Linked DNA regions of Homo sapiens: regions 2, 3, 4 and 5 are each linked to region 1. The links are chromatin loops, found by intact Hi-C in ENCODE. Cell type or tissue: dorsolateral prefrontal cortex. All regions are shown on one strand.

The links. A loop is a pair of places that touch in the nucleus more often than their neighbours do. Peaks named below come from ENCODE experiments on the same cell type or tissue, not always from the same donor. Only the 100,000 strongest peaks of a DNase experiment are listed, where the experiment ranks them.
Region 2: it touches region 1 in a loop (11-fold over the local background); 107 of 110 quality-filtered maps call a loop at or near these places.
Region 3: it touches region 1 in a loop (3-fold over the local background); 71 of 110 quality-filtered maps call a loop at or near these places.
Region 4: a loop joins it to region 1, with 4 times the contacts of the local background. A loop is called at or near these places in 69 of 110 quality-filtered maps.
Region 5: a loop joins it to region 1, with 3 times the contacts of the local background. A loop is called at or near these places in 53 of 110 quality-filtered maps.

The regions. Positions count from the first base shown.
Region 1 is chr9:122,123,423-122,128,422 of GRCh38, forward strand. No RefSeq gene overlaps it. Among named protein-coding and RNA genes, the nearest start is that of MIR4478, 5.8 kb to the left of the region's middle. RefSeq lists enhancers at 1,721-2,487, 2,488-3,253, 3,254-4,020, 4,021-4,786. In dorsolateral prefrontal cortex, CTCF peaks have their summits at 1,917 (motif pointing right) and 2,117; DNase peaks (open chromatin) are centred at 1,919, 2,677, 3,402 and 4,219; H3K4me3 peaks cover 1,249 bases; H3K27ac peaks cover 3,289 bases; H3K27me3 peaks cover 512 bases.
Region 2 is chr9:122,348,316-122,353,315 of GRCh38, forward strand. No RefSeq gene overlaps it. Among named protein-coding and RNA genes, the nearest start is that of PTGS1, 20 kb to the right of the region's middle. RefSeq lists a silencer at 2,287-2,493. In dorsolateral prefrontal cortex, CTCF peaks have their summits at 2,445 (motif pointing left) and 2,650; a DNase peak (open chromatin) is centred at 2,446.
Region 3 is chr9:122,451,482-122,456,481 of GRCh38, forward strand. It overlaps a transcript of OR1J2 not described here. Among named protein-coding and RNA genes, the nearest start is that of OR1J1, 24 kb to the right of the region's middle. In dorsolateral prefrontal cortex, CTCF peaks have their summits at 1,885 (motif pointing left) and 2,086; no DNase peak of the experiment used is centred here.
Region 4 is chr9:122,462,890-122,467,889 of GRCh38, forward strand. It overlaps a transcript of OR1J2 not described here. Among named protein-coding and RNA genes, the nearest start is that of OR1J1, 13 kb to the right of the region's middle. RefSeq lists an enhancer at 861-1,362 and a silencer at 2,354-2,403. In dorsolateral prefrontal cortex, CTCF peaks have their summits at 2,284 (motif pointing right) and 2,486; a DNase peak (open chromatin) is centred at 2,332; H3K4me3 peaks cover 1,094 bases.
Region 5 is chr9:122,808,295-122,813,294 of GRCh38, forward strand. No RefSeq gene overlaps it. Among named protein-coding and RNA genes, the nearest start is that of OR1K1, 11 kb to the left of the region's middle. RefSeq lists a silencer at 2,117-2,286. In dorsolateral prefrontal cortex, CTCF peaks have their summits at 2,209 (motif pointing left) and 2,411; DNase peaks (open chromatin) are centred at 2,207 and 3,665.

The DNA of each region.
Region 1 (5,000 bases):
CCCCCTCTTCAGTCCTCATCTCCGTGCCTCCTCTTGTTTTCTACATGACTAATCATGTCCTCTTTCTTGGAACCCCCTCCTTCCTTGGCCCCAGTGATGCCACACTCTCCTGGGTTTCCTCCAGTCTTCCTGGGTGTTCCTTCTCTCTTTTGTGGGCATCTTGTTCCCCTCGGTCCCAGCCTGTTGGTGCCCCCTGAGCCTCTTGTTTTTGCCTGGATTTGGAGCTGGGCCACCTAGCCGGCAAGCAGGTAGACACCTCAGGGCACCATCAGACCAGGAGCATCAAACAAGGAAGATGAGGAGGAAAATGTGTTTCTGTGAACCCATGGATGTGATGATTGCAAACGTTTTTTGTTTTTATTTTTATTTTTGTTTTTTGAGATGGAGTCTCACTCTGTTGCTCAGGCTGGAGTGTAGTGGTGTGATCTCGGCTCACTGCAACCTCTCCCTCCCAGGTTCAAGCAATTCTCCTGCCTCAGCCCCCCGAGTAGCTAGAATTACAGGCATGCGCCACTATGCTCGGCTAACTTTTTGTATTTTTAGTACAGACGGGGTTTCACCATGTTGGCCAGGCTGGTCTCGAACTCTTGACCTCAGGTAATCTGCCCATCTTGGCCTCCCAAAATGCTGGGATTACAGGTGTGAGCCACCGTGCCAGTCCAAGAGTTTTGTAAGGCATGTAAGTGTTACATTTTATAATTTAATTTAGACTCCTTTTTGACTCATGGGGGTGAGGTGAACACCATATCTTTGGTGCTTAGGGCTTCCAAGGACCTTTCCTGGGTGGCCTCAGCTGTGCACTGCCTTCAACCACCTGTCAGTAACCTTCCAACTCCCAAGTGAATATCTCCAGGCCTGATTTCAACTGCCTCCTGGATACCTCTCCAGACATCCCCTTGGCTCTCAGGCTCTAGGCTGATACCTCTCCAGACATCCTCTCCAGACATCCCCTTGGCTCTCAGGCTCTCAGGCTCTCAGAGCCACATCAGACTCATCATCTCTCCCCCAGGCCCCTTTGTCAGCACTGATATGCCCCAAGGTAACTTCATCTTCCGGCTCCATGCCCACCATGGCCAATTCCTCACCAAAGCCTGGCGAGTCCATCTCCTTAATAGCTCTGGGATCTGCGTCGTTCTTGCCACCTCACTCCTGCCCCTGTCCTGGTCCAGGCCACCACATCCCTCCCGTCTGGCCCTCCTGCCTCCTTAGCTGGTGCTCACATGCCCATCTGACCAAGTCGCTTCTTAGCTGGTGCTCCTTAAGCTTCTCCTTAGCTGGTGCTCACATGCCCATCTGACCAAGTCGCTTCCCTGTCTGGGCCTGTCTCCAGATCCCTGTCCCCCAGAATAAAGCCCACACACCTAATACTGGCCTCGAAGACCTCCAAGGGGTGGCCTGGCCACCCTCCACAGCCTCATCTCCCGCCACCCAGGATCTCCCCTGCTGTTTGAGGTGCTGAGATGCTGTCAGAGTTTGATGACTGACAAACAAACCAAACAGGAGAGTGGCTGGGCTGGGGTGAAGTAGGAGAAGACTAGACATACCTCCCAGAGCTCTTCAAGCTGGTGATGACCTATGAAGTTGTCCACTCTGCCACTAAAGACCACCAATCTGCAAGTGGTCCCAGCCCAACTCGTACTCCTCCCATGATAAGGAGCTCCGCCCCCTCACCATCCCTGGACTGGTCCTTCTGTGAGCAAGTTCTGCTCACATGTTCTGCATTACATGCAGATTGGGGTAGGGAACTGGAACTCAAAAGACCCTCGACCCTAGGAACACAAATTCCTTTTCCTCCCTGAAATCCCATCCCTGGGAGTCCCAGTTCTCTGGGTCTGGGCCTGGGCACCCGCATCGTGGCTCAGCTGTGGTTCTAGGAAGCTAGCCAGAGCCTGACAGAGAGATTGCCAAGACAGCCGCCAGAGGGCAGTGCTGCCCCACACACGCCCAGGGGCCAGCCTGCCTTTGTGTCTCAGGCTGCGTGGGTCTTTCAAGGAGAGGCTGCGTGTCTATGTTTGTGTGTATGTGACTGTGGGAGTCTATTACTTTGTGTGTCTCTGGCGGCAGGGTTGGGGGTTGTCTAGGCCAGTTGGTATATGTGGTTGTCCATTTTTGCTCACGTCTGAATACCCCAATTTCCATCCCAGGAAGGGGTGCAGATGCCTGGTTACTCAGTGGGGCCCCAGGCAGGACGGGGAGGAGCACGGCCATCCTCTGAAGAGCCCTCGCCACCATCACCCCCACCATGAGCCTCCAGCCAGACTGGGCCTCAGGTACTTGTCAGTTAAGTCAATGACCCAGTGACAAGGACCAGTTAGTTGTCCTTGTCACTGTCTGGAACCAGGGCCAGTCCTGGTCTGTGGCGTCCAGGTGCTGCAAAGCCCCAGTCCCTCCCTCCCAGCCTCCTCTCCCCTCCTGCCCACCATCACCATACAACAAGGACAGGGAGACTATACCCCCATATCACAGTGGAGGTGTCCGTTTGATCAGCCTTGAGCTGGACACCAGAGCTTCCTGGTGACTCACCGGCAGCCCCCAGGCTGGTCAGGCCCGGGAGAAGGACGCCAGTGTACCCTGCCTGCTGCTGTACCTGCAGGACATGCCTGGACACCAGCGTGCTCTGGGAGGGAGCTGTCCTGTTGCCTGCGGTGGTGGGGACAGGGGAAGGCTGCTCTGAGCTGTACTTGGGATGCGTCTGGGAAGACAGGACGGGCGTGCCAGCAAGAGAACAGCATGTGCAGGGCAGGGAGGTGTGAGGGCGCAGCCTGGGCAGCCAAGGGGCCTGAGCCGCAGGATAAGTGGATCTGGTGGCATGCGGGAGGCGGCAGAGGCAGCGGGCAGGGAGGGGCCTCTCTCCCCAGCAGCTTGGTTGCGGGGACGAGCCAAGCCACCCCATGCTCACAGCCAAGGCAGGGGTCTTGAGACCCGCCTCATACCTCTGTGACCTCCAAGGAGCAGACGGTCCCCGTTACTGCCCCTGCTGTACCCAGGGACCCAGGAACGCAGGGAATGTGAAGCTGGAGGGGGAGGGACAGCGACTGACATTCTAGACCGGTGATGCACCCAGATAGAGGCCTAGAGCGAGGAGAGGAAGTGCGGGGCACAGAATAAGTAGAGAGAGAACAGAGGGAGAAAGAGACACCGGGAGGGGAAGGGAGACAGAGACGGGGAGTCGGAGGAGGGAGCGGAGAGAACCGAGGGAAGGGGTTGCCAGGAGGAGGGGTAGGGAGAACTTTCTTGGCCTCCCTGCTCGCGCCCTCCCGGGCAATCAGGCCGGCAGGAGGCAGGTGGTCCGGGGCAGACAATGGCGCGGAGGAGTGCGGAACCTGGGACTAAATTTGGCGTTGCCTTTGCAGGGCGCGGGGCGCCCGTTCATCTCGATGCAAAGGAGAGACGAAATGAATATGCAGCGCGGGCTGTAATTGGGCCGCCGCGGCCGCCGCCGCCGCCGCCGCACTATAATTTTCCAAACAGGATCTTGCAATCAGGGCCTTATTCATTAGCGCATAAACAATTTTGTTTCTCGGCACTCGAGCCTGTCAATCACGCGGAGAGGGAACATCTTGGCCGGAGGCGCGGGCCACCGTGCGCGCTCCCACGCGCGCCCCCTCGAGCGCCGCCAGGTGGCTTTGTGTCCGGGAGGCCCTTGGGTGCTGGGGTGGAGGGGGCCCGGGGCACGCTTCGGGGTCCACACCCCAGCCCGGCAGATGGGGGTGGGCGGCCTGAGAGAACACAGGTTTGGGGGCCCACCGCCCCGGCTTGCAATTCTGCTTCTGACCTCACCAGCTCTGCCCTTGGGCAACCCCCCTTCTCCTCCCCAGCCTCAGTTTGCCCTCTGTAAGATGTGCTCAGCGCACTCACCCCGCAGAACTAGAGGGGGCATCGGGTGGAATAATGGATGCTTTGGGTGCTGAGGCTGGGGGGTGGGGTGCTGAGGAGGGGGCCTTCTAGCTCCTTTTATTAAAGGAGGGGATCAGAGGCCCACAGAGAGCTTCTCATCCCATCACCACCCCCACCCCTCTAGGACGGCTCCTGCGACTCTGTCTAGGGAGGCCTCAGAGTGGTTCTCTAAGAGCTGGGCTGGGCACAGCCCTGGGCTCACCCACACGCTGGGGTGGGCACGCATGCGTGATCTCCCGTGCTGGCTCCCAGGAGGGCTGTGCACGCGGGGGCACCTATAACTCTACAAGCCCATGTGTGACTGTGCCACAGGCTTTGTGCCTATGTGTGTGTGTGGGGGCGGGGGCGCTGTGACTGTGTGTTCAGCTACTTGGCTGCTGGTGAGATCATGGAGCTGAGTGTGGCTGCCTAGCAGTAGCCAGGTGACAAGGACTGAAGGGGGCTGGTGAACAGAACTGTGGGGTCTTTGGGGCCCAGGTGACCTGGCAAGAACTGCAGAGAGGGCAGGAAGCCCTGAAGGGCTGTGTCTTTCAGGACAGATGACATCTCTGTCTTCTCCGCCTCCTCCCTGGCGACCCCTCCATCAGCCCCATGTCCCCAGCACAGTCATCCAGGGTGCCCAGGCTGGGGAGATAAGCAGCCTGGTTTTGCCCTACTGCCAGGCCTTGCAGTGGGGAGGGTTCACCTTCCCCACCTCTCTGACCCCACCCCCAGCCCCCTCAGTGCCTCCCTGACAGCACCAAGACTCAGCCCCATGCTCCCTCCATCAGGGAAGCCTAAAGGCCTCTGGAATTTCAGGGCCAAATGTTCTAATCAGCTCAGATTTACAGAGATCACAGCAGGTCAGAGCTGGATAGACCCATTGCATGGATGAAGAAACAGAGGCCTAGGACTGGAAACAGGAACGATACAGGCCTGGGACCCCCCCACCCCCAGCAAGTGGGGAGCAGAGCTAGGATCTGAACTCCTGTCTCTGGCCCCAAAGCAGGGGGCAAGGACCTGACTTCCCGAAGACACACACCGCCGACAAGCGTAAGCACCAGCAGACCACGGAGGCCTCCCGCAACCCGCCATGCCCCTCTCCTGCCCCCACCCCGGCATCC
Region 2 (5,000 bases), 220 kb after region 1:
CACCCTGGGGTAATTGAGATCAGATGCAGCTGTGACCCACAGAATGCTCCCTAGGAACCTGGAAGCATTTATTGTCTGGAAGAGAATCCAGGGTTATCCTCCCTCCCTTGCTGTCCCCTCCCCAGGCGGCCTGGCCGAAGGTGGATCGGGCCTGAGGAGCCTCTGGTGCTGCCCCGGGTTAGAGCAGAGGCCTTGATGAATACGACTGCTGAAAGCGTCTTCCTGGCTTCCTCCTTCCTGGGGATATGGTTACAGGGGGCCAGACTTCCTGCCCAGCCTGCCTTCGCCTTCGCCTTTTTAGCAAAGTGTGGTTCTGCAGGCTCTCCTCCTGCAGGCAGCTCCGCACGCCCACCCCCATGCTTTGCAGCTGGGGCACCAGCTGGCCCCATTTCATTCAGAGCCCAGCTCAAATGTCACCTCCTCAGGGAGACCCTCCCTGGCCACCCTATATGAACCAGCCCACCTACCAGCAGTCCTTCCCTCTCACCCTGTTTAATTCTCTTCATATCACTTATCTTTAGTTGGGTGGTTCATTTATTTTCTTTCAATAATGTTTATTTCCTCTCCCCACCGCAAGAATGTGAACCCTGGGAGGAAGGGGACTTTGTCCTGCTCACTGCTGTATCATGAAGCCTGGAACTGTGCTTGGCACATAGTAGGTGCTCAGTAAATACTGGCTGAAAGAACAAGGCAAGGACTGAGCAACTGCTGTTGACCTCTGAACTTGGAAGTTGGCCTTGAATCACATTGCTCTGAGGTGAGGTTTGCAGTTTCGGATCTCCACCCTTTGGCTTGTCCTGATTGCACATCTCTGGTATAAATCCCCACTATCTTTTTTTTTTAAACAGAGTCTCACTTTGTCACCCAGGCTGGAGTGCTGTGGTATGATCTCGGCTCACTGCAACCTCTGCCTCCCAGGTTCAAGTGATTCTCCTGCCTCAGCCTCCCGAGTGTGGGATTATGGGTGCCTGCCACTACACCTGGCCCCTGGTCTCCAATTTCTTGTGTCTGGATTTTGGTTCTCTCTCCTCACTCAACAAGCCCATTTTACATGGTAGTGCTATGAAGTCGGGCAGGGTGCCTGCTGGCCAATACCATACCTTTGTCTGACTTGAGAAAAGGTGCTCCCTAATGGGAGGATGCAGTCCTGCTGGTCCCCAGCTTGACCAACAGAAAGTGAACTTACATGAAGAAAACGGACCATCTTTTTTGGCTGACACAGCCCCACACTTGGGCATAGGTTGGCTGATTTCAGACCTCTTGTGTAGTGCACAGACTCCACAGGTGTGTGACTTGTGCTTGGTTTAATCTTCTACTGCCATTGTCTTGAACATTTTAATATTTGAACAAGGGGCTGCATATTTTTATTTTTCAAAGGGCCCCTCAAATTACGTAGCTAGTCCTGATTCTACACACAGTCCTGATTAGGTGTTAGCTGCCCCCATTATACAGAGGGGGGAAGCTGAAGCCCAGAAAAGGTGACCACTAACGTGGCTCAGTGAAGCCTGGTGGGGCAGAGGCTGGTCTGCCAGCTCCTAGCTGGGTGAGGCTGGGCACACTCTGTTATGGGGGAAACAGGCATGGTCCCCTCCCCTGACCCCCGCAGGTGCTCAGGATCAGAGAGAAGAGAGATGCTGTTCACTTGTTTGCATTGCCCGGACACAGCAGGTGCTTGGTACTTGTGGGGGACTGAGGTGCCAGGGCAGTGTGGTAGAGGGAGTGACGCTTTCCATTAGGGGCTTTGGAGAGGGCTCCCTGGAGGAGGTGTCAAGGGATCTGACATTGAAGGATGAGGAGGGTTTGAATCAAGAGAGGAGGGGAAGGATATTCCCAAGAGAAGGTCCAGGATGGGCAAAGATCGCTCAGTCTGGATAGGAGAATGAGGATGGCACTGGAGAGGTAGGGGCCTCAACGTCAGGGTGAAGATTTTATCTTCTGTGTGGGCTTGGGAGAGTCCCCAGCTTCTACTCCAACCACAGCAGATCAGTGTAAACATGTTTTCTGTTTTATACATGGGATGGAGGTGCAGGGAGTGAGAGGGTCTTTGGATTTTGCTTGTAAAAAAAGAAGTTGCCTCTAAAAATATGGTTAAAAGCCACAGCTGTCGGGGATGGAAAACAGAGAAGGAATTAATACTCCGTCTGGCAGCTCTGGCCTTCTTTCCTTAAGGAGGGTTTGCCCTCTTTAAGGAAAACCCATAGCCTCAGAGAGGGGCAGGTGTCTGCTCTGGGTCCCTGGTGTATCTAGAACCCAGGACTCCTGACTACTAGATTGGTGCTTTTTTGACTTCATAGCTGCAGGAACTCATCTCCACAGGCCTGTGGTCCAGTTTCCGTGGTCTCGTGGCAAAGCTGCATCTCCAGCAGCAATAGATGCTTCCTTCTCCCTCCTCTGGCCGGCCTGCCAGGCCAGCCCTGGAAAAAGGCGGCCTATGCTGCCACCTGGTGGCCACTCACAGGCAGGGGAGGGTGCCACTTCTCTGCTGGGAGCTAGCTGCATTGTCCTGGTAACTGATGGTCTAGACACGGGATCCTGTGCCTGGGTGGGGGTTGCCCTGTTCTGGGGCATTGACCCCTTTGGGAATCTGGGACTATTAATGGTGGTATGGCCCACCTCAAATCTGTTCTTCCTTCTGTCTTTCCCAGTCTAAGGGACTTAATACCCTAATTGTCTAATCTGGAAGCCTGGGTTTTACCCTTGACTCTTCCCCCTCTCTTTTCCCCTAAATCCGGTCTGTCCCGAAGTCCTGTCAAGCCTACCTTTTAGGCACATATGGCATGTGTCCCATGCTCTCTATTCTCAAGACCACGACTCGGGTCCAGCCGCGTCATTGTCCTCACCTGGTCTTCTCCCCACTCAGGCCTGTCTGCAATCCACTCCCCAGTCTACATCCAGAGGGACTTTGTTAAAATGCATGAATACTTATATTCTCCCTGCTTGAAACCATCAATGGCTCCCTATTACCCCCAGGACAAAACTTAGCCTTTTTGCCAGGCTGCCTCTTAGAATTGCCACCCTCTTAGAAATAGTCTCTTACAAACCCTCTAGCTCTGCTTCCCACAAGCCCCCTCTTTCCCCCACTAGCTGGGCAGCATAGCACAGTGGTTACAGGAGTAGATGCTAGTGCCTGGGTATCTGCTTTTTTTTTTTTTTTTTTTTTTTTTTTGCAATGGAGTCTCACTCTGTCGCCCAGGCTGGAGTGCAGTGGCGCAATCTCAGCTCACTGCAAGCTCCGCCTCCTGGGTTCACGCCATTCTCCTGCCTCAGCCTCCCCAGTAGCTGGGACTACAAGCGCCTGCCACCACGCCTGGCTAATTTTTTGTATTTTTTTTTTTTTTTAGTAGAGATGGGGTTTCACCCTGTTAGCCAGGATGGTCTCAATCTCCTGACCTCATGATCCTCCCGCCTTGGCCTCCCAAAGTGCTGGGATTACAGGCGTGAGCCATCAAGCCCTGCTGGTATCTGCTTTTAAATTTCGCTTTTGTCATTTGATAACTGTGTGACCTCAGTCAGGTTCCTTATCTCATTTTCCCAATCTCCAAAATGGGATTGATGATAATAGTGCCTAAGAGGCACTATTAACTGAAATATCACATAAGAAATTGTGCTAAGTTGGGCCAACTACAAGGTTAGAGGGCAGAGACTCCACACAAGACCACTTTCATTTCTTTCTTTCTTTCTTTTTTTTTTTTTTGAGATGGAGTCTGGCTCTGTTGCCCAGGCTGGAGTGCAGTGGTGTGATCTCGGCTCACTGCAACCACCACCTCCAAGGTGTGAGTGATTCTTCTGCCTCAGCCTCCCAAGTAGCTGGGACTACAGGTGCGTGCCACCAAGCCTGGCTTTTTTTTTTTTTTTTTTTTTGTATTTTTAGTAGAGACAGGGTTTCACCGTGTTAGCCAGGATGGTCTCGATCTCCTGACCTTGTGATCCGCCCGCCTCGGCCTCCCAAAGTGCTTGGATTACAGGCGTGAGCCACTGTGCCCGGCCCACCTTCATTTCTTAAAAATTTTTTTTAATTAAAAAATTAAAAAATAATTTTTTGTGTTAATTTTTTTCCCCCAGAGATGAAGTCTCACTATGTTGCCCAAGCTGGTCTCGAGCTCCTGAGCTCAAGTGATCTGCCCACCTTGGACTCCCAAAATGCTGGGATTACAGGTGTGCGCTACTGTGCCTGGACAAAAAATTTTAAAGTTTTAAAATTTATTCATTTATTTGTTTATTATTATTTTTGAAACAGAGTCTCAGTCTATCACCCAGGCTCGAGTGCAATGGTATGATTATGGCTCACTGCAGTCTTGACCTCCTGGACTCACGTGATCCTCCCACCTCAGCCTCCTGAATAGCTGGGACTACAGGCATGCACTACCATGCCAGGCTGATTTTTTATTTTTTGTAGAGACACAGTACCATTATGTTGCTCAGGCTGGTCTCGAACTCCTGGCCTCAAGTGATCCACCCATCTCAGCCTCCCAAAGTGCTGGGATTACAGGCATGAGCCACGATGCCTGTCCACCATCACTTCTGATACCAGCTACAAGTTCAAGAGGTTCCCCAAACCACCCTCAGATTCCGTAATTTGCTAGAAAGACTCACAAGACTCACTGAAAGCCGTTATACTCATGGTTATAGTTTATTACAGGGAAAGAATACAGATTAAGATCAGCCAAAGGGAGAGATGTATAGGGCAGAGCCCAGGGGGGTTTCTTTCAAACATGAAGTAAAGCTTCCATTGTCCTTCCCATGGAATCAGAATGTGTCACTCTCCTAGAATCAATGTGACAATATCTGTGGAGTATTGCCAACTGAGGAAGTGCATCTGAGCTCAGTGTTCAGAGTTTTTATTGGGGCTCTATTTTCTTTTCTCTAATTTACTTTATTGTAAGAATATAGCATATAATATATATAACATATAAAATATGTGTTAATCATCTGTTATGTTATTGGTAAGGCTTCTGGACAACGGTAGGCTATCAATGGTTAGGTTTTTGGGGAGTCAAAAG
Region 3 (5,000 bases), 330 kb after region 1:
GCCTCACCTGCATTTTTACAGGCTTCAACAGAGGTGTTGAGCTGCATATGTCACTTTTTAAAAGCTAAATTTACTTCTTTCTTTGGCCAATAGATCTCCATGAGTATTGCATCAACTGGAAGTTTTAGTTTGACTTCTCAAAATACCTTTTTATTCTGGCAACCATTTTCATTTATTTTTTATAAAGTAGCCTACAAATTCTTTATTACCTGTAGCAGAAAGATTAGACAATGTTCAGGACATTAATATAATCATGTCAATTTCCTAGCCTTCTCAGCAAAAATACCATTTTCTCATACACATTTCCCATAACTGGTGTAATTACTGGAGGTCATTGCTCAGTAAAGTCCAGGTTCCCTCTGGTCTGGGGGCATAATTACACTTCACCCACCAAGGAGTAATTTTTTTTTTCTTTGAGACGGAGTCTCGCTCTGTCGCCCAGGCTGGAGTGCAGTAGTGCGGTGTTGGCTCACTGCAAGCTCCGCCTCCCGGGTTCACGCCATTCTCCTGCCTCAGCCTCCCGAGTAACTGGGACTACAGGTGCCTGCCACCACGCCCGGCTAATTTTTTGTATTTTTAGTAGAGACAGGGTTTCACCGTGTTGGCCAGGATGGTCTTGATTTCCTGACCTTGTGATCCACCTGCCTCAGCCTCCCAAGGTGCTGGGATTACAGGTGTGAGTCACCGCGCCCAGCCCAAGGAATAAGTATTAGAGTAACTCAGGTTCCAGGTATCACTGTGGAGCACTGCCCATCTGTCCACAATTGGTAGAGTTTGAGCCGGTTAAGGATCAACTTTGGGTCATCCAAGGTAATACCAATTGTATCACAGAGTCAAAACTCCTTTCAACTTTTTGACACTGTTGCTCTGAGGGAGTAGCAGTAAATGGCATGCTTACCAGTCATCTTGCCATATGCCATAGGTTAGGTTGGCCATAGTGTTCCCATAAACATACCTCCTCTTGCTTGAGCCTGCAGCACAACTGCTATTTAAATATATCAGGTGCTGTTGCTGTTGACATGGCAATTATTCCTTCCCTGGTGAGCATATGGATTCTTGTCCGGAGTTATTGACAAGCAAGATGCTGAGCGAGTTGGGTAACATGCATAGTCCATTCAAATACTGTGATATGGTTTGGATATTTGTCCTGCTCAAATCTCATGCTGAAATGAAATCCCATGGGGATTGGAGGTGGGGCCTGATGGGAGGTGTTTGGGTCATGGGGGTGTGTTCTCCTGAATTTGGTTGTTTAAAAATTGTATGGTGGCTGGACACAGTGGCTCACGCCTGTAATCTCAGCACTTTGGGAGGCCGAAGCTGGCGGATCACCTGAGGTCAGGAGTTCAAGACCAGCCTGACCAACATGGTGAAACCCCATCTCTACTAAAAATACAAAATTAGCTGGGTGTGGTGGCGCATGCCTGTAATCCCAGCTACTCAGGAGGCTGAGCCAGGAGAATTGCTTGAACCCGGGAGGCAGAGGTTGCAGTGAGCCGAGATCACGCCATTGCACTCCAGACTGGGCAACAAGAGCAAAGCTTCGTCTCAAAAAAAAAAAAAAAAAAAAAAATGGGTGTGGCACCTGCCCGTATCCCCGCCTTGCTCCTGCCCTTTTCATGTGACCTGCCTGCTCCAGCTTTGCCTTCCACTATGAGTAAAACTCCCCGAGGCCTCCCTGGAAGCTGAGCAGATGCTGGTGTCATGCTTGTGCAGTGTGCAGAACCATGAGCCAATTAAACCTCTTTTCTTTATAAATTACCCAGTCTCAGGTATTCCTTTACAGCCATGCAAGAATGGCCTAGCACATTGCTTCATCATATTTCTGGGCCAAATGCAAGTTCAGTGAGTTTCCTGGGAGAGAACTCCCCCTAGTGACCATTTAGACCACAAGCATGAGTCTCCAGAAAAGTCATTTCCACTTGCCATGCTTAACCAAGTTCCCAACCTCCTAAGTCCCTCTTAGTACTCTGGACCAATGCTGGGTCTGTGATCACAAGTGTTGCAGCCATGAGTACTTGTGATACAAGACTAATTCAAGTACACTACATGCATCTAAAAAGTACTGTGTCCCTCAAGAGATTGTAGGGTTATCATACTCAGTTCCCAGGGGCTGTTCAGTTCAAGTATCCCAAAGGCTTCCCATAATCATCGTATTGGAAATTCCAGGGTGAGATCATCATTGGTATGTGACAACCAGGTCATGTCAATATTCACCTCTCAGACATCATTGTGATTTTTTGAATGCCTGCCTGTATTGTTTTCCAAACACATTACCATATGCTGTAGTTAAAAGGGCAAACTAGACTCCAATATGCTAGGCAGACAACTGCAATGATGTCTCCCTCATACCCAGGTATTTGCTTTAACAATGGAGTGTCATCTTGGGTTACAACAACATGATGCAGAGCTGTTAGCTGACAGTCACAGTATGTTCAGTGAGGTTCAAAGGCAGGAATCCTCTTAGTGCTACAGTGAATCAGCATGATACACATAAGAACAAAATGTGACTAAAACAGTAATCCCAACCTACTGTTGCTTAGGCAGGTCATCAAAGAACTCTGAGGTCTTCTCTCCAAATCTCGTACATAAGGTCTCAGGTAATTGTTGCCATGTGGCTTCGGTCCAATCCTCCTTATCAAGGGGAAATAAATCTTGGGGTATTTCCTTGTATGGGCTATGATCAGCACCACATATGAGAGAAACAGCTAAGAATATTGTTCTCCTGCTCCTGAGATAAAAATGACAACTCCCAGTGGCCGGGTGCAGTGGCTCACGCCTGTAATCCCAGCACTTTGGGAGGCCGAGGTGGGTGGATCATTTGAGGCCAGGAGTTTGAGACCAGCCTGGCAATATAGTGAAACCCTGTCTCTACTAAAAATACAAAAAATTAGTCAGGTGCGGTGGCATCTGTCTGTAGTCCCAGCTACTCAGGAAGCTGAGATATGAGAATTGCTTGAACCTTCTAGGCTGAGGTTGCAGCGAGCTGAGATCATGCCACTGCACTCCAGCCTGGGTGACAGAGTGAGACTCGATCTAAAAAAAAAAAAGTCACCTTCCTTTCCAGGTATTATTTCCCATTTTATGATCTCTTTCCATTTATTACCTGTCTTGATCCAGACTGGGCTTCTCTGGGTAGACATCTCTGGTTCAGCTATCCTGCCCTCTACAGGCATGTAGCAGATTAAGCTTTCCAGAACTGCTTCTTGTGTCCATTACCAGGTAGAAGGCATAGGGCTAGAAAGGCAAACGAAGATGGGAATGTCTCACAGGGGAGGGACGCATCACCTATGGTCAGCCGTCATGAGATGAAGTCACTATCCATCTCATTATTTGTTTAGGAATATGCACAGTCAAGTTATTTATTTGTTTATCTTTAACTTTAGGTTTCTTTTTAAATAAAACAAATTTGCCTCCAGCAAACACTAAACTGCTTCTGCCTCTATAAAGTTGTCAGTTTTGGATATTTTATACAAATGAAACACAAAAAAAGGCAAGCCTTTTATGTCCGGCTTCTTTCACTTTACATAATGTTTTCAAGGTTCATTCATGTTTAGCCTGTACTAGTACTTCATTCCTATTTATGGCTGAGTAATATTTCATTATATGAAGATGCCACATTTTGTTTATACATGCATCCATTGATGAACATTTGTGTTGTTTCCACTTTTTGGCTATTGTTAGTAGTGCTGGTACGAACATTTGGATGCAAGTTTTTGTTTGAATACCTATTTTCAATTGTTTTAGGTATACATCTAGGGGTAGAGTTGCTAGGTCATCTTGTATCTTTGTTTAACTGATTGAGGAATAAACTATTGTCCACACTGTCCATACCATTTTACATTCCCAATAACAGTGTATGAGTGTTTTAATTTCTTTGAACTATTTGTTTATCATTTTGTTGATAGCCATGATAAGGGGTATGAAGTGATATTTTATTGTCATTGTGTCTTGCATTTCCATAATGACAAATGACACTGAGCATCTTCTATGTGCTTGTTGGCCATTTACATATTTTCTTTGGAGGGATGCCTATTCATGTTCTTTACCCATTAAAACATTTTTTCCCTTCGTCTTTTGTTGTTGAGTTATAAGAGCTCTTTATATATTCTGGATAAGATATCGATATCCTTATCAGACATATGGTTTACAAATATTTTCTTCCATTTTGTGAATTGTGTTTTCACTCTCACAATATTGTCTTTTGATATAAAAAAGATTTTAATTTTGATAACGTTCACTTTATTTTTTTCTTTTGTGGCTTGTGTTTTTGGTGTCATGTCTATGAAACTTGGACAAATTCAAGGTGATAAAGATTTATTCATTTTTTTGTAAAAATTTTATACTTTTAGCTCTTATATTTAGGTTTTTAGTTTATTTTGAGTTTTGTATATCCTATGAAGTAAGGGCTCAACTTTATTACTTTCTATGTGTCTATCCAATCACCCCAGAACCATTTGTTGAAGAGACTATTCTTTCTCCATTGAATGGTCTTAGCACCCAGGTTAAAAATCAATTGACCATACATATATGAGTTTATTTCTGAACTCTCAATTCCATTCAGTTGATCTAGTTATTTATCCTTATGCTAGTAGCACACATTTTTTTATGACGGCAGTTTTGTAGTATATTTTGAAGTCAGGAAGTATAAATCCTCCAAATTTGTTCTTATTTTTCAATATTGTTTTGACTAGGGAGGAAGAGTCTGGGGATGGAGATGAATGGGGAATAATGGCTGTAATAAGCTCTTGCATATAACAAAGCTCTAGAGGGCTATGTGCGCGCTCAGGAATAAACACGTGCCTAGAAAGATTGGAAGAGATCCTATGCTTTTAGCTCTGGCTAATCTCTAGGATCCATGTAAGCAGTAAGTGAAGGGATAAGGCAGAGCTGTAAATTACCTAGCTAACTATGGAAGGAGTGCCCTAACACAGAGACAATCTGCCAAGACAGGGGAACAGTTTTTCTCTTTTTCTTATTTTATCTTATCTTATTCTTTAATT
Region 4 (5,000 bases), 340 kb after region 1:
GACTATGTACCAAGGCAATGATCTTTTTGCAATGCATTTCCCAGTGTTCTTTGAGCTTCTTGTATTTAGATGTCTAGATCTCTAGCAAAGCTGGGGAATTTTTCCTCAATTATTCTCTCAAATATATTTTCCAAACTTTTAGATTTCTCTTCTGTCTTGGGAACACCAATTATTCTTAGCTTTGGCTATTTAACATAACCCCAAACTTCTTGGAGGCTTTGTTCATTTTTTAAATTCTTTTTTCTTTGTCTTTGTAGGAGTGGGTTTATTCAAAACCCTTGTCTTTGAGCTCTGATTTTCTTTCTTCTACTTATTTGATTGTATTGCTGAGAATTTCCAGTGCATTTTGCATTTCTCTTAAGTGTGTCCTTCATTTTCAGAAGTTATGATTATTTTTTATTTATGCTATCTATTTCACTAGAGATTTTTCCATTCATATCCTGTATCTTTTTTTGATTTCTTTAAGTTGGACTGCATCTTTCTCTGGTGCCTCCCTGATTGGCTTAATAGCTGATCTTCTGAATTCTTTTTCTGGCACTTCAGAGATTTCACCTTGGTTTGGATCCATTGCTGGTGAGCTAGTGTGATCTTTTGGGGGTGTTAAAGAACCTTGTTTTGTCATATTGCCAGCACTGTTTTTCTGGTTCCTTCTCATTTGGGTAGACTATGTCAGAGGGAAGTTTGGAACTCAAGGGCTGCTGTTCAGATTCCTTTGTCCCACAGGGTTGCTCCCTTGATGTGGTGCTCTCTCCTTTCCCCCTGAGATAGAGCCTCCTGAGAGCCAAACTGCAGTGACTGTTGTTTCTCTTCTCAATCTAGCCACCCAGTGAAGCTACTGGGCTCTGGGCTGGTATAGGGGAGTGTCTGCAGAATCCTGTGATGTGATCCCTCTTCAGGTCTCTCCGCCACAGATAACCAGCACCTGCTCCAATGGAGGTAGCAGGGGAGTGAAGTGGACTCTGTGAGGGTCCTTGGTTGTATTTTTGTTAAGTGTGCTGGTTTTGTGTGGACCTCCAGCCAGGAGGTGGCGCTTTCAAGAGCACATGAGCTACATTAGCACATCAGCACATCAGTATAGGGAAGATTAGGCAGGGGGTGGGGCCATAGGGCTCTCAAGGGATTATGTCCTTTGTCTTTGGCTACCAGGTCAGCTAGAGAAAGACCATCAGGTAGGGGCAGGGTTAGGCATGTCTGAGCTCAGGCTCGCCTTTGGTGAGGCTTGCTGTGGCTGCTGTGGGGGCTGGGAGTGTGGTTCCCAGGCCAATGGAGTTATGTTCCCAGGGGAATTATGGTTGCTTCTGCTGTGTCACACAGGTCACTAGGGAAGTGGGGGAAAGCCGGCAGTCACAGGTCTCACCCAGATCCCATGCAGCCCACAGCCTGAAAGGCTGGTCTCACTCCCAAGGTGCTCCCCCGCCCCCACCGCCCGCCAGCAGCAGCGAGTTTATTTCTAGGTAGCCGGTGAGCAGGGCTGAGAATGTTCTGCAGGCTCCAAGCCTCTCAGCTGAGAAAGCAAGCAAACTCACAGTTCCTCAGTTGTCCCACAGAGCCTGCAGCAGCAATCCACCTCCCTCAAAGGGTCTGTGGATTCTTTCAGCTTTCCTGGTATGTTCTTGTGGCAGTTCTTAGAGCAAAAGTTCATGGTGTGTGTCTACACATGCCACTCTGTCCGACCTAGTGGGGGCTGCAAGTTAGTTTTGCCTCCTATCCGCCATTTTCCCTCTATTGGAAGTACACTTGAAGTGAGAGTACCTTTGGAAAAGATTGGTGACTCTTGGAACTGGGTGAGGAACTGGGTAGGTAACCACAATTGAGCCCTTGGCAATCTAAGCTTCCATGGATCATCTTTCTTCTGCCCAGGTAAATCATCTCTCAGATTGCGTTCCCTCCCTTTGGTAGCAGCTCCCTATTGACTTATTCAGGATCTGATTGGGTTAAGATGCCTTGCATCCTTTTTGGGACTATATAAGACTTTTTGTCTTTTTTGGAAAGTTATTTCTTTTAGAAAGACAGTTTGTCTTTCTGGTCCTGGTAAGTGCACTTTTGGTTTCAGTTTTGTTCTGACTTGTTTGTGTATGCTTATACTTTCATTTGCTGCTTGATTCTTTTCTTCCTCTATTTCTAAACATCTTTTGAAAGAAAAATTTACTTTCTCAAAAGGTAGGCACGAGTTGGCCGTTTAAAAGCCATTAGGGCAATTGCCACCATTCTATGAGGGATGTCAGTATCCGAAGAAAAAAAATCTCTTGTCAGGATAAACTAGTGCACAAACAGCCAAATTACCACTAGGGGGCCTGCCAGTCTCAAGAAAAATTTTGCGCGTCTGGGGAAAACTTGCTCATGGGACAGGCAATGAGAGTGCAGATTGCTTGCCAAGTAAAACAAAAATCCGGTGCCAGGCACACTGTAAAACAAAACACCAGTCCAAACGCCTATCATTCCCTGACAGGGCTCTGCTCTTCGGGCTTTTCTTTTGCTCTCAAGAGATTAATAAGCAGAATGGGATCCCAAAATCCTAAAGCACGTAATTATAATCCTCCTGGGACCCCTGCAGGCTCTATGTTTTAAAAATTATGGTCCTTTGTCTTGTGTACAATTTTAAATCAATAGCTATAGCACACCCAAACTAATTTGGATCCTCAATGGTCATACTGGGGGGCATTTGAGCTCCCCAAACTTGTTTTGTTAGAACAAAATTAGAAGACTGTGGTCCTAATATTAAGCAATCTGAATGGGAAACATACTTTAATTGGTATCTCAAAGCTTCTAAGTACATTCAGGATTCTACAATTGCCTCCTTATGAGATACCATGTCAAAATTAACTGAGACAAACAAATAGTTAAGGAAGGACAAGGCTTGAGGATCCCAGACTTGTTCCTCGTTGGAGGAGACCTCCTCTTCTCTTTCCCCTGTTCCTTCTCTCTATTTCTTCTTTGAGTGAATTACCTTTCCCTCTGGATTCCTCAGCTCCCACTACCCCTGAACCTGGTCCTGTTAAAACCTGTCCCTTGAAAGTTAAATTCACTGATGATTCCTCTAAATCCTAAATTTCTTTTGTTCCTTGGAGCAAGGCTGAACTTTAAGCCATTGCCGCAGAATTCCCAAAGGTCATGGAGACCTTTCAAATTTGCTGATAAAATTAACACAGTATTATAATTTCGACTTATCATCCAGGTTTTTCTTACCTGTGCCAGTTGGTTCATATACTTTTTGTGAAGGCCAGGCCCAATATTGAATGGCCCAGGCTCCTTGATGTGACCCTGAGAGGGCTTTAGGCAAGAATACCCCAAAAGACTATGACAGAGCCTGAAGCACAGTGAGCAAGCAAGCAGACAAACAAACAAAAACAACAAAACTTCATGAGGCTATTCTTGAGGCTTTTCCTGAAACCTGAGATGAATAAAATCCAAGACTGTACCCAAAACCTAATGAACCAGATTACGACTATTACAGTTGGCTCCGGGTTGTATTTGTAGAAAATTCTGGATTACCTATGGATGCCGAATCTACTCAAGTAGGCTGTAATTCTAAGTTTGCAAATGGCCTTTCTCAAGAACTTTCTCAGCTTGTCAAAAGAGTACACATGGAATGGAAAACTATGTCCACTTCTGATTTGGTTAATCTGGCAAATCACCTTGCCTGCACCCCTGAGGACAGTACTAAAAACCACTAACATTCGTAATGTTACAATTACAGCAAACTGAGGCTCCCAGACATAACACTAGGCAGAGACTCCCTGGGCTGTGCCAACGTTCCAGATGGCTGGAAGAGAGATTGCTGCAAGAGAAAGGGGGAATTTCATTCCCAACTCCCCCATCTCTTCTCCCATCTGAGACCACTTTCAGTGAAGGGGCTCCAAGGACTTATGGGGGATTTTCCCACTTCTCCCACTTAATTTTCTGAGTGAAATGATCCTTCAAATTAGGAGTGTTTTTTTTTTGGCGGGGGACAGAGTTTCTCTCTTATCTCCCAGGCTGGAGTGCAGTGGTGCGATCTCGGCACACAGCAACCTCTGCCTCCTGGGTTCAAGCGATTCTCCTGGCTCAGCCTCCTGAGTAGCTGGGATTACAGGTGCCCACGACCATGCCCAGCTAATTTTTTTGTATTTTTAGTAGAGACGGGGTTTCACCTTGTTGGGCTTCAAACAACTGGTCTCGAACTCCAGACCTCATAAGCCACCTGCCTTGGCCTCCCAAAGTGCTGGGATTACAGGCATGAGCCACCACATCCGGCTGGGAGTGTGGTCTTAACTGTGCTCATTGATGCCACAGCAATATTTTTCATCCTTAATCCCCCTAGCCTCAGTCAGCCCCTGCCTCAGAGTAATAAAAAGATTACAAATGGTGAGTTTCCAAAAAGCCACTGACTACTTTTGTTTCACAGCCCATTTCTTTCCATCTTGGTCTTCTCTCCAAGACACCCACACCTTTTGCTTGTTAATTCTGCCCCGCTCCACCACCTTGGATGTGATTTTTTTGAAAAATACCATGCTAAAATTTCTTTTTCCCAAGAGGGGGAAATAATTTTAGAATTTGATAAACTAAACTGTCCTCACTCAACAGACTCCCCCAATTCTGTCATTTGTTATGTCATTCCCTGTTCAGAAAACAAAAATAATGTCACTCATTTAGTGCTGAATCAAATACCTGTCTCTTTAAAGGCAAAATCATTCACTGATATTTTCAAAATTCATAGTGTACCTCTTATTAAAATCCAGATTAACCTATTAAAACCCTTGCTTAATATTAAACAGCCACTAAACCAGATGGCACTGCAAGGTATTAAACTTATTATAAAAGAATATAAAAAACAGTCTCATTATTCTCTGTACCAGTCTTTGGAGTACCCTGATCCTACCTACTAAAAGACCAAACAACCATGGGAGGAGGTTTGTTCAGGAACTCTCTCTGAGTTATAAACCATAGTATTATTACAAAGCACCCAGTGGTTCCAAATCCCCATACTGTATTAAATCCAATACCCATTGATAGCAGATTCT
Region 5 (5,000 bases), 680 kb after region 1:
CATCAAAGACAAAGCCACAGAGTAAGAGCTGCATTTCCTGACCACCAACTACAGTAGTCTGCTCAGCTGCCCTAAAAAAATACCACAAACTGAGTAATGATAGAAATATATCTTGTCACAGTTCTTGAGGCTGGAGGTCCACCAACACCATGGTGCCATAAGGGTTGGTTTCTGGTGAGGGATCTCTTCCTAACTTGTAGACAGCTGCCTTCTAGCTGCATCCTAGCATGTATCTGCTCTGTGCACATGCAGAGAGCAAGGGAGCTCTGGTGTCTCTTCTTTTAAAGACAGTGGTCTTACTGGATTTGGTCCCCACCCTTATGACTCATTTAACCTTAGTTACCTCCTTCAGTGGCCCTATCTCCAAATACAGTCACTTTGGGGGTTTGGGAATTTGGGCTAGGTTGGGGACGGTTCAGTCCATAACACCAACTATGGGGCAGGCACCCTTCAACTGTTTCCAAGAGCCTCTTTTGATAAACATTATTATTGCCTGTTCATGGGTAAGGCTTCCCAGACAGTGGTAAAATTCTGAGTTCTGAGCTCTGAGTTCCTAGGTTTAAGTTCTAACTTTACTATGTACTAACTGGTTGACCTTGGGCAAATCATTTAACTAAAAAATGAGGAAAATAATATAGCTCTGAAGTGGTGAGAATTATCTAAGAAATAAATATAAACTGCTTAGAAGCCAGGCATGGTGGCTCTCACCTGTAATCTCAGTACTTTGGGAGTCCCAGGTGGAAGGATTGCTTTAGCCCAGGATGTAGGGAGACCCCCTGAAACTATTGCTACAGAATAAAAGATGAAATGCTCCTGATTATTGTAAATACAAAATTGCATGCTGGATTGTGTAAAGACAATGCCAGGTTGGACTGCCAGAACGAGCCAACAGCGCGTGATGTGCTTCCCCCTGCAGAGAACCTATGAATGGACGTGCAGTCAGGGAGGTTTCACATCACCAAGATTCCTATCCCAGAAAAGTAGATGTTCATAGCTCTGGGAATGGAATGGAACCCTTGTGGAAAGCCTATAAACGGATGCATGGGGGGGCGCCTGTCCATATGGATAAGATAGGGCTATAAATGCCCTCATCTTGCCACAGCTCTTCCAGGCCTCTTTAGGGTTAGGGCATACTCCCTTCTGAGAATTTCTGGTCTAACCGGTTCTCTAGCTTCACGTCCTGTTTCTATGGATTGTTTGTAACCAGCTTTTGTTGCAATTGTTACTACTGATTAATAGCTTGCTAATCATAGGTTACGGAAAGATTGTGTTTCTGTTTTAAGGCTCTGTTAGAAATTACTGATGCATGCACTATATTGTAAATTCTTATCTCTGTATACCGTACTTCTACGTACAAATGTACTGTACTTCTACATACAAATGTTATTACTTCATCCCCATGTGACCATCTCACCTCATAATCAAATGACCCTAAATCCCTCACTAACCCACCCCCGCTGTCACTAAACTTAATAATAAATGCTGGTATATCCAGTGCATTGTTGGCACCACGGGACCAGAAGGCGGTGACCCCCCCTGGACTCAGCTTTCACTATCTTGTGTGTGTCTATCATTTCTCAACCTGCCGATCCACCTGGGAACAAAGAGAGAGCCCCGTTGCACTGCAGGCTGCTGGCCAGATCCCACAATACCAGGAATTTGAGGCTGCAGTGATCTATGGCTGCACCACTGCATTCCAGTCTTGGCAACAGAGCAAGACCCTGTTTCAAAAAACAAAACAAAACAAAACAACAGACTGAAAAACAAAGTGCTTCCTTACTCTCACTATGACAGGTCTAGGGGACACAGGTAGTAAGTCACTGGAAACAAATGGTGGGATTGGGATTTGAAACAAAGATTGTACTCTTAACTAAGAAGCTATGTCTCCTCGAGTCACCCACCTTGCAGCATCTTGGGGCTGGTGGGTGCCGCCTGCCTTCCTGTTCTCTTCTGTCTGTTTTTTTCTCCCCCTTAGTTGACCATGATCTGAAAGTCAAGTGTATATATGTTGTCTTCATCAAATACCATTTTGTTTGCTTTGTTACTCATTATTTAAAGTGTGTGTATTTAACATTTTCCCGTTCTCATTCCTAAAAACAAATTCTCTAACATTATTCTTACATGGTGCTACGTATCTCCCTCAGGCCCCTACTCTGCAGTCTGTAGCACAGCGTCCATAATGGGAGCAAAACAATTCATTCCTTCTCCTCTGCTGCCACCGCGTGGCCATTTTGCATTATAACCCGCATTTCTGCAAAGTAACCAGGAGGTAACAACCTCTTTGGCAAGGCTGAGGATTTAACTTGATCTTGTTTGTTACCTGGTTCTCAGTGAGCATAGGTAGTAGACGTCTAATTAAAAATATGTAACATTTATGGAAACATGATATAAGAGATGATCTTCTGCCCTATTGTGGTGAATTCCAGCCTACTCATGTTGCCTTGGGGATTTTCCCCACTGAAGGAGCATATATTAACTGATGCCAGCTCAGATCAGAGATCAGAGATGACAGGACACAGTCCCTGTCCCCAAGGAAATACTAGTCTGGTCTGTAAACAAATCCAGTTCAACTTTGGCTACCACACACGCTGAAGACAGAGTTACCCTACAGAAAAGAGAGACAGAGCTATTCAAGTCACCAGGATTTCCCATCTCACACTTCGGAAAAACTTTAAATATTTCTTTAAGTTGAATTAAAATAATAGCATGATGACAACAATAGATAATTTATTGAGACATTTCTATGTGTTAAGCAAGGTGCAAAGTGCGTTCTGAGTATTAACCCATTGACCTCCTTTTTTCTGAGATGGAATCTCACTCTGTTGCCCAGGCTGGAGTGCAGTGGTGCAATCTCAGCTCACTGCAACCTCTGCCTCCCAGGTTCAAGCGATTCTCTTGCCTCAGCCCCCCAAGTAGCTGGGATTACAGGCGTGCGCCACCATGATCAGCTAATTTTTTGTATTCAGTAAAGAGGGGGTTTCACCATTTTGGTCAAGCTGATCTGGAACTCCTGACCTCAGGTGATCCGCCCGCCTCAGCCTCCCAAAGTGCTGGGATTACAGACATGAGCCACCGTGCCCGGCCCCATTGACCTCTTATCCCAACTACTGTTATCCCCCTTGTACAGGTGGGAAAATGGAGGCAAGGCTAGTGTTGGATGGACCCAGGTTTTGAGCCCCCATTTTCTTAACCAGTGTTGCCATCACCTGTAGGAAGACATGTCACAGTATGACTGCCTCTCTCTGAAGAGACAGCAAAGACTTAGGATCCAGAGAGGATGTGAGGTTTGAGCTGAATTTTCAAGGATAAATAGGATTTATTTGAGTTGACAAGGGGAAATTGGTTTTTTTTTGGGGGGGGGGTTGTTTGTTTGTTTTTTGAGACGGAGTCTCGCTCTGTCGCCCAGGCTGGAGTGCAGTGGTGCGATCTCGGCTCACTGCAAGCTCCGCCTCCCGGGTTCACGCCACTCTCCTGCCTCAGCCTCCCAAGTAGCTGAGACTACAGGCGCCCGCTACTACGCCCGGCTAATTTTTTGTTTTCGTATTTTTCGTAGAGACGGGGTTTCACCGTGTTAGCCACGATGGTCTCGATCTCCTGACCTCGTGATCCGCCCGCCTTGGCCTCCCAAGGTGCTGAGATTACAGGCATGAGCCACCGCGCCCGGCCGGAATTGGGATCTTAAAGCCCTTTTTTAATAAGTGGGATCAGGGTTTTGTAGAGGATGGATAGTTTAAAAAAAAAAAAACAAAAAACTGATGACCTCTATGGATCTAAGGAATGTTTGCTAGGTGCCTCACCATGCTAAGAACTTTAGCTCATTGAACACTTCCAGCCACCCTGTGAGATAGTTGCTATGATTATCCTCACTTGGGAGATCACAGCTCAGAGACACCAAGAAATTTAACCACAAGCATTCACAATCCAAAATAAATTCTTGGAGTGGAGGGAATCAATGGGAGTGAGGCTTCTCTGAGAACACAACTTCATATTCTGTTGGCTTTTAAACTGGGTAAATGTTTTATATGCTCAAAAAGGTGGAACCAAAAAGGATGTATTGGAAAAAAAAAAAAAAGCAAACGCTAGGTCAAACACAGTGGCTTACGCCTGTAATCCCAGCACTTTGGGAGGCTGAGGCAGGAGGATCGCTTGAGCCCAGGAGCTTGAGGTTGCAGTGAGCTGTGATTGCGCCACTGCACTCCAGCCTGGGCAACAAAGTGAAACGCTGTCTCTTAAAAATGAAATGAAATTAAAATAAAGAAAATCACCTTTACGCATACCCCCAATGTAATAATTTGGTTCAGGCAAGGATGCCAAGACTATTAGGTGAAACGTTATTGTAAGAAGAGGATATTCACACAGTCTCAAAGTATCACAACACAGATTTCTTTCTGCTAACAAAGGGGAAATAATTTTACTATATGAAGATTTGTCATTCACCACCTTAACCAAGTGATTAAACTTAGCATCATCAAGCTGACATCAGATACTCCCTGACTTATGTAGTAAGAACTACACAACATCACCTCTGGTGATTGTATTATTGCCAGAAATAAGGAAACAATCTGAGAAGCCAGAAATTGGAGCATTTTTTATGACAGTTGGCCTGGATTCTTTAAAAAGCCTCAGCAGAAGGGTGGCCAGGCTGCCAGGTGGCTGGGCATGATGGACCCAGCTGCCGGTCTAGCCCTTCCTTATGCCCAGGCTTAGACCCATCCCCAGTCACCTAAATGAATAAATGGTTAAAAGTCACTGATAAGGCTGGGTGTGATGGCTCACGCCTGTAACCCCAGCACTGTGGGAGGCCTAGGCCGGCAGATCACTTGAGGTCAGGAGTTCGAAGCCAGCCTGGCCAACATAATGAAACCCCACCTCTACTAAAAAAAAAAAATACAAAAATTAGCCACATGTGGTGGTGCACACCTGTAATCCCAACTACTCAGAAGGCTGAGGCAGGGGAATCGCTTGAACCTGGGAGGCAGAGGTTACAATGAGCCGAGATC